2 separate regions of the Mus musculus genome follow, and region 1 is linked to region 2. A link is a loop called in an ENCODE intact Hi-C map of the cell type or tissue named here. Cell type or tissue: left cerebral cortex. All regions are shown on one strand.

Evidence for each region. Hi-C counts contacts between places; a loop is a spot of excess contacts. Peaks named below come from ENCODE experiments on the same cell type or tissue, not always from the same donor. Only the 100,000 strongest peaks of a DNase experiment are listed, where the experiment ranks them.
Region 1: it touches region 2 in a loop (2.6-fold over the local background); 3 of 42 quality-filtered maps call a loop at or near these places.

The regions. Positions count from the first base shown.
Region 1 is chr11:95,824,568-95,832,567 of GRCm38, reverse strand. It overlaps Phospho1 (phosphatase, orphan 1), which reads right to left. Exons shown (of 3, transcript NM_153104.3): 1 at 7,859-8,000; 2 at 3,793-3,902; 3 at 428-2,017. The coding sequence starts at 3,837. The coding sequence ends at 1,259. It overlaps Abi3 (ABI gene family, member 3), which reads left to right. Exons shown (of 8, transcript NM_025659.4): 8 at 1-2,496. Among named protein-coding and RNA genes, the nearest start is that of Phospho1, 4.1 kb to the right of the region's middle. In left cerebral cortex, CTCF peaks have their summits at 646 (motif pointing right), 4,683 and 4,884 (motif pointing left); DNase peaks (open chromatin) are centred at 2,028, 4,621, 4,883 and 7,503; H3K4me3 peaks cover 1,269 bases; H3K27ac peaks cover 823 bases.
Region 2 is chr11:96,029,506-96,037,505 of GRCm38, reverse strand. It overlaps Gip (gastric inhibitory polypeptide), which reads right to left. Exons shown (of 6, transcript NM_008119.2): 5 at 7,917-8,000; 6 at 6,678-6,799. The coding sequence ends at 6,790. It overlaps Snf8 (SNF8, ESCRT-II complex subunit, homolog (S. cerevisiae)), which reads right to left and starts at 2,621. Exons shown (of 8, transcript NM_033568.3): 1 at 2,439-2,621; 2 at 2,137-2,187. The coding sequence starts at 2,492. Gm24949 (a small nucleolar RNA gene) reads right to left here and starts at 4,828; the gene lies at 4,614-4,828. In left cerebral cortex, a CTCF peak has its summit at 4,082 (motif pointing right); DNase peaks (open chromatin) are centred at 2,616 and 3,221; H3K4me3 peaks cover 1,670 bases; H3K27ac peaks cover 797 bases.

The sequences.
Region 1 (8,000 bases), 200 kb after region 2:
GCAGTGGGAAGAGGGTGGGCTAGAGAGGGGTGGTACTCAGGGGGGACTGCTGCAGATGGCATAAAGAATACAAAAACAAACAAACCTAGAAGGCAAGGAGTTTAAGCACCTTGCCCAGAGGACCCCCAGCTCATGCTCAGAAGATCGCCAGCTTTGAATAAAACTGCTGACCTCCTGGTAGTTGCTCCAAAGGGCTAGAAGGCCAGACAGGGAGTGATGGAAAGGGAACACGGAAGCCCTGCAGTCTGCCCCAGAAGGACTCTCAATCTCAACCCTCTTTACTCTTCCCATTAGGCCCCTGACGTCACAAGCAGCCATTCGCTGGGCTCTTCACGCCCTCACTACTTAAATAGGACTCCCTGAGAGCAGAGAGCACCTCTCTTTCATCCCCCCTTCTCACTGTGGCACAAGAGAACAAGTCCCTTTGTCCCCCTTCACCTCCTTTATTGGTCTGAAACTCCAGAGAGGGGAAGGGCTTGGGTTTCCCTGGCTCTGCTTAAAAACATGGCTTTCTGTTCCATAAGGGCAAAGGGGAATGCAAGGGGGGAGGGGTGCGGGGGGGGAGGGGACGACTTTGGTGAAGTCCCTGGTCTCTTGCTGGAGTGCTAGGATTTTTCACACTCTCCGAGGTCAGTGGTCGGTTCTTCTACCTCGTTCTACCAGCAGGAGGCGGTAGTTCCTTCTGACTTTTTCTTCCTTTGGGTGGGTGGGGGGTGTCTGGTGGGCGGGGGTGGGGTGGGGGTGGAGAGGGGGAAGGAAGCAAGGCGCAGCCAGCGCAGCGGTAGTGTAGGGTTGCGTTGGCTGAAGCAAGATCAAGACCTAGAGCTGTCTTCTGAGAGCATCATAGGTCTGCCGCGAGGAATCTGGTACTGGCATGCGGATTGGGGGATCCTGAGTCCGTTTGAAAGACTGGGCAGAGGAGGTTATGCAGCCGGTACAGCAGCTAAAGTAAGTGGGAGATGTTCCTTCTCCCAACTTCCAGGAACCCGTTCCTCTCAGTTCGAGGGGCACTGCCTGCCTTCCAAGGGGTGCTCACCTCCCTGGAGGGAAGGCAGCAGAGCTGTGTTAACTGCATAGATAGGGACGGCTCTGAACCCCTGCTCCCAGCCCACAAGCAGACTGAATTCCAGATATGCCCGGAGGAGCATAGCAAAGCGAAAGGAAAGAGGAGGGTAGTAAAACTAGGTGATCCTAACCAATCCCCAGTCCCGTCCCTCCTCCGTCGGTTGTCCCGAGCACCCCTGGCAGGCGATGGTCTTCAACACATCTTCAGCACCTGTTGCAGATGTTGGCGCACATCGGCGGCTGTTTCCCAGGGCACCACGTGGGCGCGGAAGGAGCTGGGCTCAGCTTTCTGTGCCTCCTGGATGAGGCGGTGCATGGGGTAGCCGCGGCGCGGGAAGGCCACGTCCCCGCCCGCCAGCAGCCCCATGGGGCAAAAGTCATTTGCACCATCACCCACGTAGAAGAGGCGCTCGAAGTGCACGCCGTCGCGGGCCCGCTCACGCAGGTATTCGCTGAGCACCTTGTGCTTGCACATGTTGGCCGGGCAGCGCGAGCAGCTGTGCGTGTGGAAGGGCCGCAGCGTCAGCAGTCCCCGCGCGTCGGGCCCCGACGGGTTGCTGAGGATGCGGCGGAATAAACTGTGGTGGCCAGCGGCACGCAGGGCACTCTCCACACCGAAGGTGTTGGCATCCGAAATGAGAATAACCTCGAAGCAGGAGCCCTGTTTGGCTATGAACTGCAACAAATCGCCCATGCCTGGCGACAGGGGGATGGTCTCGTAGACAGCGCGCAGGTCCCGGGGCCGTACACCCTGCTCACCCAGGTACTTAAAGACTCGTTGCATGTACTCATTGTAGTAGCCCTCGCGATAGGTGGCACGCAGGCTCTCGGGCAGTTGCTGGCCTGGCGCGGCACGCACGATCGAGTCGTCGCTGTTCTCGTCCACGATGGTCTCATCGAAGTCGAAGGTGAGGAGGAAGCGAGGCGCGCCCGGCGCAGCCATCCTGCCGTCCTGGGAGCAGGGGGAAGAGGAGCAGGAGGAGGAGGCAAGCGAGAGGCGGCGCGGCGGGAGCCGGCCAGGGAGAAGCTGATTAGCGGGCCACAGCCAGGGTCGCTGGCACATCCAAGACCTGAGGAGGACCCAAGGCTGGTTAAGCAGGAGATGGAACCAATGTGCTGCCCACACCCCGCCGTCCCTTGCCTGTCTCTCAGTTAATCGTGCTGGGGTCGACGCAAGGGGGCCATACTAGTCTTGAAGCCAAAAGCTTCCTTGGCTTCGGTTTCTGCTGCTCTCATAGGATCCCTTAAGAGAGGGGATGACTCGTCAAGGATCACTCCTTGAGACTCCTCAACTGGGTTGGAGGTTTCTGGTGTCAGAGCAGAGTAGACAGCAGATTCATGTACCCAGGGGGAGCAGCCTCCTTTTCCCGTGATCCCCCTGGGATCAAGAATAAATGGAGGAGCCAGGCTCCTGGAAAAGCCATTGACATCACCAAGGCCGGGTGGGCAATGAGTCTCAGGTCTTTCCTGGGCCTGGATGCCAATAAGTGCCAGGCCTGGAAAGCCAAGTTCCTGAGCCTCCCTGGGCCTGGCCAGAGAGCTAGGTTTTAGCCCTTGAAATTACCAGGTAGGTATGCAAACCACACAAGACCCTGGGAGTCTCTTTGGGAGCTGCTGGGCCCTGTGCTAATGTGCTGCCCATGCTAATCACTTGCCAATTCCCTGGGAAGCACGTGCCAGCAGGTGGGGTTTCTGCCAGAGTCCGAAGCAAGCAGGCAACAGGAGAAGCAATGGGGCTTAAGGAGGTGGGAGCCCCCCTCACCAGGCCACGGCATACCTGGGAGACAGGTAGGGGAGGGGAGAGAGAGCGGCAGTGGCTAAAAAGGCAGAGGGAGGCAGGGGTGGGCAGCTATGTGAGGGGGTGTTAGGGAGAGGGTGTCTGGGATGAAGTCAGGCAGGGAGGATAGAGTAGGCTCCTGGAACATAGTGGGAGCTCTAGGTAGTCATGAGACTTTGGGTCAGTCATCTTTTGGGAAGTTGGCAAAGGGAAAACAGCTGGGGATGCAAAGGGAGTGAGTATTGGGGCACAATGAAAAGCAAGCATGCGGACACAGCAGGTAAGCCACCCAACTTAAGCATGTCCCTGTCACCTTTGTTTGCCAGCAGCTATAAGGAGGGAGACAGAGAGATCCTGTCCTAGAATATCCCTCCCTTGGCTTGCCTTTCTACCTTCCTGCATGCACTTCCCACCCAGTGCGGTAAAGACCAAAACAGAACCTGGTTTCCCACCACACATCCACACACCCCAACTTCTTTCTTTCTTTTTAAAGAAGGGGTTCCCTATAGCTCAGGCTGACCTCAGGCGTGCTTTGTAGATAAGCATGAACTCGAATTCCTGAGCCTCCTGGTTCACCTTCTTAGGGCTGGCATTAACAGAGTTCTACCAACCAAGTGACAGCATCCTAAGCCTCACCCACTCTTATTACTTCTGGGCCTGGCACACCTCATTTCAGAGTTGGTATTGGAGCTTGGCCACCTCTCTCCCTCAGAGAACTGTCTTCTCCACTTTATCCCTCCAGGAGTCACCCCTGGGGTTTTACCAGCCTGTGGAATCTCTGGCTTGGATCCCTGTTATATGAGACACCAGGATCCACAGAAGAGAAAATTTTCAGGGATCCATAGAGCTCCAGTGGAGAGGACAAATCTGAAGGGGGCTGAAGAGGGCTCCTCCTATCCCAGGGTGGAAAAGTAGGGGCTTAAGGCCTCATTCTGAAGGGCTCCACTTACCCTAGATAGGCATCGTAGTCCAACAGCTGGAAAACACCCGCTCATTGTCAGTATATTATCTTAACCACCACCTTTAGAAACTGTTGGTCTCCAGCTGTCATCCAGAGCTCCTGCGGGCGGGAGGGAATCCACAAAAAGTCCATACCTGTTTATTTGGAGTATGGTGGTGCAAGCCTTTAGTCCCAGCACTTGGGAGGCAGAGGCAAGTGGATCTCTGTGAGTCTGAGGCCAACCTGGTCTACTTAGTACATTCTAGGACAGCCAGGATACATAGAAAGATTCTGTCTCCAAAACAAAGTGCCTGCCCACTGGCTTCCCTTTCGCTACTGATCCCATCAGACTATTTCTTCCATCAAGCCCACGAGCAAAAGCAAACTCTTACATGTACACCGAGGCCACGCCCCTTGCTAACAGCACCCTTGGCTAGTTCCCTAGCTTACCGGAGGGTTTACAGAGGACACTGTTGGAGTTGTAGACAGATTAAGTAGGAGATTCACCCAAAGGTCACTCACTCAAAGTGGCTGAGATTTTTCAAAACCAGATCTCAGAGGCTGGTCTGGCGTGACCTTTTGCCCACACATGAGTCGTGGGGTGCATCACGGTTTACCAGTCACCTTTATTCCTGATCTCATGCATGGTTCATCACAGCCAGGAAGACAGAGAGCAGAGCAATCAACTCACTTCCCACAGGCTGCATTGCTTCAGCAGGGTGGTAGCTGGTTCATAAACACTTCACTACTGTCTAGAGGCTGAGAGCCCTGGGCCTGCAGGAGATATGAGACTCACCTCTGGCACTAATTTGTTCAGGGATCTCACCAACAGGGCAAGCTGAAATTTCCACGGGAGTTTCAGTGACTGGGTGGTGATCTTTTGGTTAGGACCTTCATTAGAGCATCTATACAGATACCATTTACAGCTTTTGGTGCCTCCCTACTCCCCTACCCCTCCACCCCTAGGCTATGAGACCAGAGGCCAGCCCCTTAGAATTGGAAAGATACAGCTTGGAATTGGAAAGATACTAGAGCAAAGATTAAAAAAAAAAAAAAGAAAAGAAAAAAAAACTAGGTGGCTGCTGCCCTCTAGTGGTAGCAATGGGTGGCACCGTAAACTCTTGACTCTCAAGGTGACACACTCCCTGACTATCCCAAGGCAGCAGAAGCCACTGCCTCCAGAGTAGACTAGGGAAGGATCAAGAGGACACAGCTTCTGGAACCCTCTTTATAGAGCTGACCACCCTCGCTTTCTCAGAGCAAAGCTTTTCAGTAGAGACAGGAAGTAGCTCTCAGTGTTCTCTATCCCCTCAAAGAACCTATAGCTAGTAACTGGAAAGAGGTTAAAGCTCACTAGCAAAAACTAGCAGTGCTCTGGGAGACAACATTATTGAGATAGTGAGAGAGAAAGGGGCAGGGATGGTAGACGAGGGAACCGCATGCAAGGGACATTGGGGAAACTGTCACCATTGGAATCCCGGCTGATATAACCTTTGTCCCAAGACAAGAGTTAGAGGTGATAGGTCAGAGGGTGCCACACCCATTGTAAAAGCAATCACAAAGAGAGGAACTAAGTGTCAGGCAGGGAGGGAAGCAAGGGTCAGATACAAAGATACAAACCAAACGGGTCACCAGCAGCCACACAGAACAACCTTCTCTTCTCTTCCTGCTTCACTCCCCTCGTCCCACAGTCAGGACCAACCCCAGGGCTTTGCAGATACTATACAGCATGCCCTTAACCCATTATCTTTGTATTTAATTTTGAGACAGGGTCGACCAACCTGGACAGCCTCCTGAGTTCAGAGATTCCAGGCATGTAATAAAAATACTCTTGATAAGATTAATTTTCATCTCTTGGAGGGGGTTAACTACTTGCCTGTCTTCCTTTGAAAGAATTATACCAGTCCCAATGCTGACAGCTGACAGGCTCTCACTACCTAACCTTGGCTGGCTTGCAATTCTCTCTGTAGACTAGGCTGGCTTTGAACTTAGATCCTCCTGCCTTTGCCTCCTAAACACTGGGATTAAAGTCCAGCGCCTCCACTCTGGTAATCTTGTCTTTTTCTCTGCAGAGCAGAAGGCCAGGTATTCCGGGTTTCTTCCCAAAAATTGACACAGCCTCACAGACACTTGGTCCTTGCCCCATTCACCCCTAGTTATTTTCTGGCTTCATAGCATAGACCAGTTGGCAGCTGGTGATGCAGGAGATAGGGGCAGAGAATCTGAGTTTGAGGCCACCCTGAACTACATGAAAATTCCTGTTTCAAAACAACTGCCATTAAAAAAAAAAGTCACTCACTTCTGACAGGTGATAAGCGATAAGTCCTGGGCAGTGCAGGGCATTGCCTTTAATCACAGCAGAGGCAGAGGCAGAGGCAGAGGCAGAGGCAGAGGCAGAGGCAGAGAGGCAGAGAGGCAGAGAGGCAGAGAGGCAGAGAGGCAGAGGCAGAGGCAGAGGCAGAGAGGCAGAGGCAGAGAGGCAGAGGCAGAGAGGCAGAGGCAGAAGCAGAGAGGCAGAGGCAGAGGCAGAGGCAGAGGCAGAGGCAGAAGCAGAGAGGCAGAGGCAGAGGCAGAGGCAGAGGCAGAGGCAGAGGCAGAGGCAGAGGCAGAGGCAGAGGCAGAGGCAGAGGCAGAGGCAGAGAGGCAGAGGCAGAAGCAGAGAGGCAGAGGCAGAGAGGCAGAGAGGCAGAGAGGCAGAGAGGCAGAGAGGCAGAGAGGCAGAGGCAGAGGCAGAGGCAGAGGCAGAGGCAGAGGCAGAGGCAGAGGCAGAGGCAGAGAGGCAGAGGCAGAGGCAGGTGAAACTAAGTTAGAGGTCAGCTTGGTCTACAGAGTGAGTTCCAGGACAGCCGGTACTACACAGAGAAACCCTGTCTAGAAAAACAAAGCAACAAAAAATTCTGTGTGACCACCAGAGTCCCCGTGGAGAACAGGACAGGACCTTTGAGTTTCTCCCACATGCTAGAGCAGCCAGGAGGCAAACTTTTGGGGGCTGAGGGAAGTCCTTTTCTAGTCTCATCTAAGATCAATGTTTGCAGCCCTGATTCCCTATCACAGCCCCTGCCTGCTCCTTTGATACAAATACTTTTAGGTTAGATCTGTGGGAAGTCGGGGTAGGGGTGTGTGTGTGTGTGTGTGTGTGTGTGCACTAACTTAAGTCTAAGCTTGAAATTCTCCTAATGGGGGAGAGGGTAGAGCCCATAGGAAAGTTTGGGGAGTTTTCCACAAGAAACATGCAGACTGAGAGTGGGGGTGAGCACTTAAAAACTGTCAAGCCCTCTCTGCTTCAAGAATAAGTATGCCCATCACTAGAAATTAGATCTGACAATTAAGCTAGGATTCCTGCCCCCAACACTCGCAACTTCACAAACTCCTTTCTTGTTCATTAACCCGTAATGGGCAAGGGAGGGGGTGCAGAGAGGTCCAGCTTACATCACACAGCATCAGAAATAGGATTAAAACTCAGGGATCTCTACTGCCTCTTGAAGAAATTACCTGAACTCCGGAGGCTCTGTATGTTCCCTGTCCTAGCTAGTCTGCGCCCCGGTGCCAGTGAGGAATCTGGGACTAGGCGTCACCTCTGGGGTCCCCTGCCTGGGGTGGACAAGCAGAGGTGATTCTTACTGGGTAGGGGCAGGGAGATGGCAGCTGCCGGTGGGGTAGCAGGAGAGATATTTTTAGAGGTGACTGGAAAGCAGGCACTCTGGCACACCCCCAGCTGGCGGGCGCTTCGCTCTAATGCGGGCGGGGGGTGCGTAGCTCGGGGAGAAGGAAGGACTTGTGGGTGGCGGGGAGCTATGACAGTCCCCGGAGATGAAGGGACACTGGGTACCATTAACCTGGGAAAGGAGGGGGTTCAGTTCTCTGCCCCTGGGACTACCCCACCACCAAGCACATGAAACACACTCAAACTACACACAGCCCCCACCCCAACATTTAGATCGCGGTCCTCCCGGAGCCCAAGACTCATGCGGGGCAGCAGCGGTCACGCTGTCTGTCCCAGCTGAGTTTGGAGTGGAAGTAGTGGGAAGGGGGCTACTTAAGGGATTTAGGGACAGGATGGAGCAAGGGGTGCTTACGGGATTTGGGGGGTACGCGGTCTTATCCACCCCCGGATTTCTGAGCTCCGGCTCACGAATCCCTCCAGCCCCGAGGGACTGTGGATGATGTGCTTCTGCTCCGTCCCTTCCACCTGCCCCCCATCCTCGGGGCCGCCGCCGC
Region 2 (8,000 bases):
TTTTAAAAAAATGATAAGATGATGAGATGAAGGAAGGACTAAAGAGATACTAAGTGGCTGGCACTGCTGCCCCTGAGAGGAGCAAGGTCTGCTCCCCAGCAATCACGCACACTAGGTGCTTTACCATGACCTACCGCTCGCTGCAGTGGATCTGACACTCTTTTGGCCTCTGCAGGCTCCTGCATACATGTGTGCACAAGCACACTGACAAACATATAAACAAAATAATTACAATAATAAAATAAATAATTACAATGACATCCTGTCTATTTTTCCTCAGATCAAGAGCCCATTTCAGCCAGGCAGTGGTGGCACATGCCTTTAATCCTAGCACTCGAGAGGCAGAGGCAGGCAGATTTCTGAGTTCGAGTTCGAGGCCAGCCTGGTCCACAGAGTGAGCTCCAGGACAACCAGGGCTATACAGAGAAACCCTGTCTCGAAAAAAAAAAAAAAAAAAAAAGCCCATTTCAAGCCAAAGCCCCTCCTCTTCCTCAGCAACCACAATGCCCAAGCGCATTCAGAGTCCATACACAAAAGGGTGAGGTTAGAGACGGGGCCTGAACCCGTCATTCATCTGCCCTCCTGCATGTTCCCAGGTGCCGAGAGTGACAGGTGCCACAAGTCAGGCCCGTTTTCACCACTGTGAGATACATGAAATAAAAGCCGTAAGCTGGGGTACAGTTGGGGATGGGACACATCCACTGCATGTGCCAGGCCCTGAGTTTGCTACAAAGCACCGTAATAAAGGATGCATGCATGGTCCTTTCATCCCACCACGGGGAGGCAGAGGCAAGTGAATGGCCTACTGAAAGGCCACCCTGTTCAACTCTGCTAGTCCCAAGCAATGAGAGGCAGTAAGAGCCTCTCGAAAAACAAGCAAGAAAAGAAAGAGGCCAGACATGGTGCCAAATGGCTTTATCCTAACATTTGGTAGGCAGAGGCAGGAGGATCTCTGTGAGTTCCAGGCCAACCTGGTCTACATTGTGAGTTCCAGGGCTGCCAGGAGTGCATAGACCCGGTCTCAACAAAACAAATAAAGCAAAATTTCCAAAAAAAAAAAAAAAAAAGGCATCTGTCCAGCAGACTGTTCAACCTTGCACACCACCATTCTTACTATTAATCATTATGCCTAAAGATTATCATTTCAAAGTATCTCTCATAATATTAATAATTTTACTTTCTGTCTCAACTTCTTTGGACATGCCGGTGAATCCCATTGGCTTATGCTTTCCTAATGCAACTGCAATGTTATTAGTAAATAAATATCAGTGGGCTGGAGAGATGGCTCAGCGGGTAAGAGCACTGGCTGCTCTTCCAGAGGTCCTGAGTTCAATTCCCGCACCACGTGGTGGCTCACAACCATCTGTAATGTCATCTTGGTGCCTTCTTCTCGTGTGTCTGAATACAGCAACAATGTACTCACATATATTAAATAAATAAATCTTTTAAAAATAAATAGATAGATATCAGCATTCGTTTTTGTTTTGTTTTTCAAGACAGCACGGTGACTCTTTATAGCCATGGCTATCCTGGAATTCCCTCTGTAGACCAGGCTGGCCTCCAACTCAGAGATCCATCTGTCCCTGCCTTCCCGAGTCCTGGGATTAAAGGCGTGTGCCACCTCTGCCTGGCGAAATGTCAGTACTCTGAGGAAAAATTATCATTTTGGTTTTTAAAGAAAGTTTAAATTTTTGCTGTGTTGAGCACGGCTTCCAGCACTTGTGCATGTCAGGCAAACGCTCTAACGCTGAGGTACATTCCCAGATCACTGGATGAACTTTTTAAATCTAGGTTGACATGGAATTGTAATGAGGATTGAACATGACCATAAGGTTGGGAAGGGTGGCATTTGCTCTGATCAGACTGAGGCTGGACAGGCTGGGAGCCCAGCCTTAGCAGCAAAGTGAGACACCATCTTTAAAAAAAACAAAAAGAGACAATAACCAAATAAAATAAAAAGGGGAAACGCACAAGTCTAATCAGTCAAAAATCTTAGCTAGTATTACTAGCCATTCTCCCTAAATCTGGATTTGCCTGACATCCTATTTTTAGTTCAGTGGAGACGATCTATACCAAAGGTATATTGGCCAGCCCTGGTCCATCTCCCTTCCTGTCTGAAGCCTTTCAGTCACTCACCTGGGCCAGCTGGTCCTCAGCCAGGACAGTCCCTCGCTCCTTATACTTGGCCTGTCAGACAAAAAGACCGGCATGAGTTGTGACAGTGATCGCCAAGGCTCCCATTGCGCTGCCACTGCCTTAGTATTAAAGATATGTCTTATGCAGTGACTTAACCAGCAGCCTCCTGACACTCCAATCACTCCTCCCTGGGCTCCGGAGAAACCTGTCTTCTACAGATTTAGGGGACTAGAACTCCATTCCGGGAGAATTCAGTGTCTCGAGGGCAGAGCAGGCTCCATCCCGGCTTCTTTCGCGCTCACCTCTGCGAGTTTCTTCTTGGCAATGGCGCCAGCTCCCACCCCGCGCCGGTGCATCCCCACCCCGGGCCCGCGGGCCGCCCCGCAGCCCCGACCCCAGCTCTCCGCGTCCCAGGTTCTGTCGCCAGCTCCCAACACGGAAGCCGGGTGCCGTGCGTCATTTGAGCGCGCCGGAAGTCTCGATATTCACTTCCTGCCGCGGAGTCGAGGAGTTTCTTGCAAGGGCCCCAGTCCCCGCCCTAGCTGGGGGCCAATTTCCAGGAAGTCCAGACGACATCGCAAACGCTAACCCCATGTCCTATTTTAATTCCCCATGCATCCTACCAAGGTGGGCTCCTGGAGAGCGACAGATGCTTCAGGGACATGACCAAGAGCTGTGTTGGCCATGGAAGGTGCCATTTTTTTTTTTTTTTTAGCAAGGGTCTCTCCATAACCATGGTTGGTTGGTCTGGAACTATGCAAGCCAAGCTCACTTCGAATTCAGAGTTCTCCTGCCTTTACCTCCAAATGTTGGGATTAAATGCATGAGCCACCAAACTCATGGGTGCTACCTTGAGCAAAAACCGAGAATAAAACGAAACCTTAGATTAACAAAAAAAAAAAGGCGGCAGCATCTGATAGTTTTGTGCCACGCACTGCACAACTTGCCTTGTTCTATACTTGTTCAAAACCCTCAAGTTCGTGAGTTGGTATTGTATTTCACAAGGGATTCGGGAATCTGCCTTAAATTACTTAACGTCATGAAATAGGACTAGCTATGAGTCAGACAGTCTGACTCAAATTTGGGTTTTTTGGAGGGGGCGGAGTGGGCTAGGGGGAGACAGAGTTTCTCAATGTAGCCTTGGCAGTCCTAGAATTCACTTGCTCTGTAGACCACACTGGCCTTGAATTCAGAGATCTTCCCCATCTTGAGCCACCATACCTGGCCCTTAGCTGTAAAATCTTAACCCAACTCAAGAATTTCTGCAGAGGAATTCAATAGGTAAGTTTGATCAAGTCAGGGTTTGTTTATTCCACCTAGCAGACAGGCTTACTGCATGAACTTCTAAATTTCTCCCTAACACAGGCAGTGTTGTGCCTAGTAAGAGCTAGTGGTGAGGTTTTAAATACAATCGTTATGATTAAAAACGATGTTTATAGACAGTCTTTTACAGTGGCTGGCTAGGAGGAAATACATTACACAAACGAAGGGAGGAAAACATGTAACTCTGTTTGAGACTTTGACACTCTCATCAGATATTCAAGATGCCACAAATGTAAATCCAAACTTTTCCTTTGCCTTCTTTTTTTTTTTTTAAGATTTATTTATGCCGGGCAGTGTCGGCAAATGCCTTTAATCTCAGCACTTGGAAGGCAGAGGCAGGCTGATTTCTGAGTTCGAGGCCAGTCTGGTCTACAGAGTGAGTTCCAGGACAGCCAGGTCTACACAGAGAAACCCTGTCTCGAAAAAAAAAAAAAAAAAAAAAAGAAGAAGCCGGGCGGTGGTGGCACACACCTTTAATCCCAGAGAAACCCTGTCTCAGAAAAAAAAAAGAAAAAGGAAAAGGAAAAAAAAAAGAAATTCAGAAGTCTTAAAAAAAATGTAAATGTTTTTAAATTGTATTTTTATGTATGTTTTGTCAGTGTGGATGTACATCACTTGTATGCAGTGCTCTTAGATGCCAGAAGAGGGCATCAGATCTCTTGGGACCAGATATATAAACAGTTGTAAAGTGTCTTGTCCATGCTGGGAATTGAACCCCAGATCCTTTGCAAAAACAGTCAGTGCTCTTTACCACTAAGCCATCCCTCCAGCCACCCCACCCCATAAATATACATATGATATATAATATAAGATATATGATATAAATTTTATTTCAAATTTCCTTTTGTTGTTGTTGTTTAACTATATTTGCCATGTGATCCAGCAGTTCTACTGGGAGGATTTTTTAAAAAAGATTTATTTATTTTATGTATATGTGAGTATACTGTCACCATCACTGTCTTCAGACACACTAGAAGAGGGCCTTAGGTCCAATTACAGATGGGTGTGAACCACCATGTGGCTACTAGGACTTGAACTCATGACCTTCAGAAGAACAGCCAGTGCTGTTAACTGCTGAGCTGTCTCTCTAGCCCTTTTGGTTTTTTGTTTTCTTTTTTCTTTTTCTTTCTTTTCTTTTTTTTTAATAAACCAAATCCACTCAGACTGCGTTCCCTCCCTCTCACCCTCCCGAAGGAGAGAAGAATGATCATCAATGGCAAGAGGCAGCTGCAATCAAGCAGCACCTAGAGCCGGCTTCACGCTCAGTAGGGGATGCTACGTCTCGTCCTCGTGGTTTCAGGTGCTCTACACAGTCAGAGAAACTTCTCTAGTAACGAACTATAGAAATGATCCCTGAAAGTATAGTCTTCCTTTTGTTGTTTTTTAAAGACAGAGTTTCTCTATAGTCCTGGAACACAGTTTATAAACTAGGCTGGCTTTGAACTCAGAGATCCACTTGCCTCTGGTGCTGGGTTTAAAGTCATGCACCATGCCAGGCAGTAGTGACCCATGCCTTTACTCCCAGCTCTTGGGAGGCAGAGACAGGCAGGTGGCAAATCTCTATGGTTCAAGGCCAGCCTGGTCTACAAAGCAAGTCCTGGACAGCCAGGGATACACACACACACAAAACCCTGCCTCAAAAAATTAATTAATTAATTAATTTAAATAAATAAAAAGAAAAGCCATGCATCACTCCAGGTTTCTTCCTTCCTTTCTTCCTTCCTTTCTTTTTAGACAAAGTCTAACTGTGTAGCCCTTGCTTGCCTTGAACTCACTATCATGAATCAGGCTGGCTTTCAGACTCAAAGACATCCACCTGCCTCTGGCTCCAGAGTGCTGGGATTAAAGATGTGGGCTGCCATGCCCTTCATCTTTATTTTATTTTATTTTGTTTTATTTTGAGACAAGTTCCACTACATCATCCTAACTCCAACTATATAGTCCAGCTTGCTCAAACTCTCAGCAATCTTCATGCCTCGTCTAACCCTACCATCCTTTAAGGCTTTGGTTCTGCCTCCTCACTCACTCTCATGCTGTATTTCCTGTTGCTCATCTTCTTGTTTATTGACATAGTTTTGGTTGTGTGTTGTGTGCACATGCACACACACACTAAACCTGCCTCCAGCTGCACCAGAAGAGGGCATCAGATCCCATTATAGATGGTTTGGCTTTGGTTGTGAGCCACCATGTGGTTGCTGGGAGTAGAGCTGAGGACCTCTGGAAGAGCAGCCAGTGTTCCTAAGCCAAGCCATCTCTCCAGCCCAACATAGTCTTTTTTCTTTTTGTTTTTTGTTTTTGTGTGTGTGTTTGTTTGTTTGTTTGTTTTTCGTGAACAGGGTTTCTCTGTATAGCCCTGGTTGTCCTGGAACTCATTATGTAGAGCAGGCTGGCCTCTAACTCAAAAATCTGCCTACCTCTGCCTCCCAAGAGCTGGGATTAAAGGTGTGCGCCACCACATCTGGCACACGTAGCTTTCTAATTGATGTAAAATGTGTGTGTCTGTGTGGATATACACAAGTTTGTGTGTGTGCCCTCTTTGGCCAGGAATGGATGTTGTGTCTTCTGGAGCAAGAGTTAGAGGCCATTGTGAGGCACTGGATGAGGGTTCTGGGACTGAACTCTGGTCCTCTCAGTCTTACCACTGAGAGGTCTCTCCAACCCACTTATTTACAGTTTTGTCCTCCCAGTCTCCGCTTAAATGACATGTTCTTACTCCATTCCATCTAGAAAAGACTTTTCTGTCTTTCTCCATGTGACTCAGCGTGCTGTGATTAGTAGTGTGTTCGTGTGTTTAAAGATCAAGGCTTGCTGGCACAAGTTGTTCCAGCAACTTGAAAGGCCCATGTAGTCGAAGAACCTTCTCCTATTGGGTTTATTTGCTTGCTTTTGAGACATGAGGACAGTTTCATGTAGCCAAGTCTGTCCTTGAACTCCTGATCCTCCTGCCTTCCCTTCCTCAGCACTGTTATTACAGGCTGGTGACTTTGTTAGCAATCAGGGCTGCCATTGTGTCTGTGTGCTTCATTGTTGTATACAGTGAGTTAGTCAGAATCCCTCTTGTCTATGTCGTTTCTAGTATGGTTGTAGGAGGCATAGAGGAATAAGTTGATGTGTCCCTTTTCCTTGGGAGGCATGGACACACCCAAGATACACATGGCTATGCCCTGCGAGTGCTCAGCTGACATTTGAATGAGTTTTCACCATGGACACCAAGGTTTACTTCAGCTTAAGGCTTTATTGGTTTGGTTCTCTCAGAGACTTTGGACCAGGGCGGAAGCAGGAGCCAAGCAAGCTAAGGTCAGAGTCCAGTCCTGCTCTGGGCTAGGTCAGTCACTGAGACCTGGAAGAAGGGGAGACAAGAAAAAAGAGGGAGGGAGTTACCAACTTGGAGTCAGCACAGCAAATTTATCCTGCTGTCCAGGCATAGACAAACCACTCCTATCTGTAAATGACCTTTCTCGGTGATTGATTAGTAGTCAAAATCTTTCACAAAAGTACCAAGACAGCACCCCCACCTTCTGACAGGGATTTGTCCTCTGAACTGGCTTGATCATGTTCTCTTGTCTATCTATCTGTGTATCTGTATCTGTGTGTGTACATCATATGCATGTATGTATACACATGTGTCTGTGTCTGTGTGTGTGTGTGCACATGCCTATAAGTACAGACCACAGGTTGATAGCCACTCTAATTTTTTAAAGACGTATTTCCTTTTATTTTATGTGTTTGTGTGTTTTGTCCACTTGAATGCATGTGTACAATGTGCATACAATGCCTATAGAGCTCCAAAGAGAATCCTCTGGAACTGGAGCTGTGGATGGCAGTTAGCCATCAAATAGGTGCTAGGAACAGAACCCAGGTCATCTGGAAGAACAGCGAGGGCTTAGCCACTGAATCATCGCTCCAGCCTTTGTCCACTTTTTTTTTTCTTTTAAGACAAGGTTTTCCTATTTTCTCTTGATGTCTTGGAACTCACTCTGTAGACCTAGCTGAGCTTAAATCACAGGAATCCGCCTGCCTCTGCCTCTAAGTGCTGGGATTAAAGGTGTGCACCACCATGTCCGGTCCAGTGAGCATTCTACCCAGTAAGCTCTCTTCTCCCTCTTTACCTTCTGGAAAGCACCCAGATTCCCTCCCTCCACCCCTCCCCAGCTCCCAGGAAGTCTGGGTGAGTTTGGGCTTCTGTGTTTTGAGTGGAGATCCTCTTCACCATAGGGTACATGGGTCACTCCACAGTATTTCGACCCTCACTCTGGAGCAGAACCTAGCTGATGGTCACTGAGACAAACAGTAGTTATAGAGCAGAATCATATGAACAAATAAGGGCTCCTATCCCTGGGAAAGGTGCCCTGGCCCAAGGGTCACGAGGGAAAGCTGAGGACAGAAAAGGCGGCCAGATGAGAAGACAGCCTAAACGAACAAGCTTGCAACACCCCCATGGCCCCTTTGCTCCCGACCTGAGTCGGCAGAGCTCTGTTTGGTCCACCATCCAGGCCAGTAGCTCTTGAATCAGAAGGTCTCTCAGCACATCATCATCACTG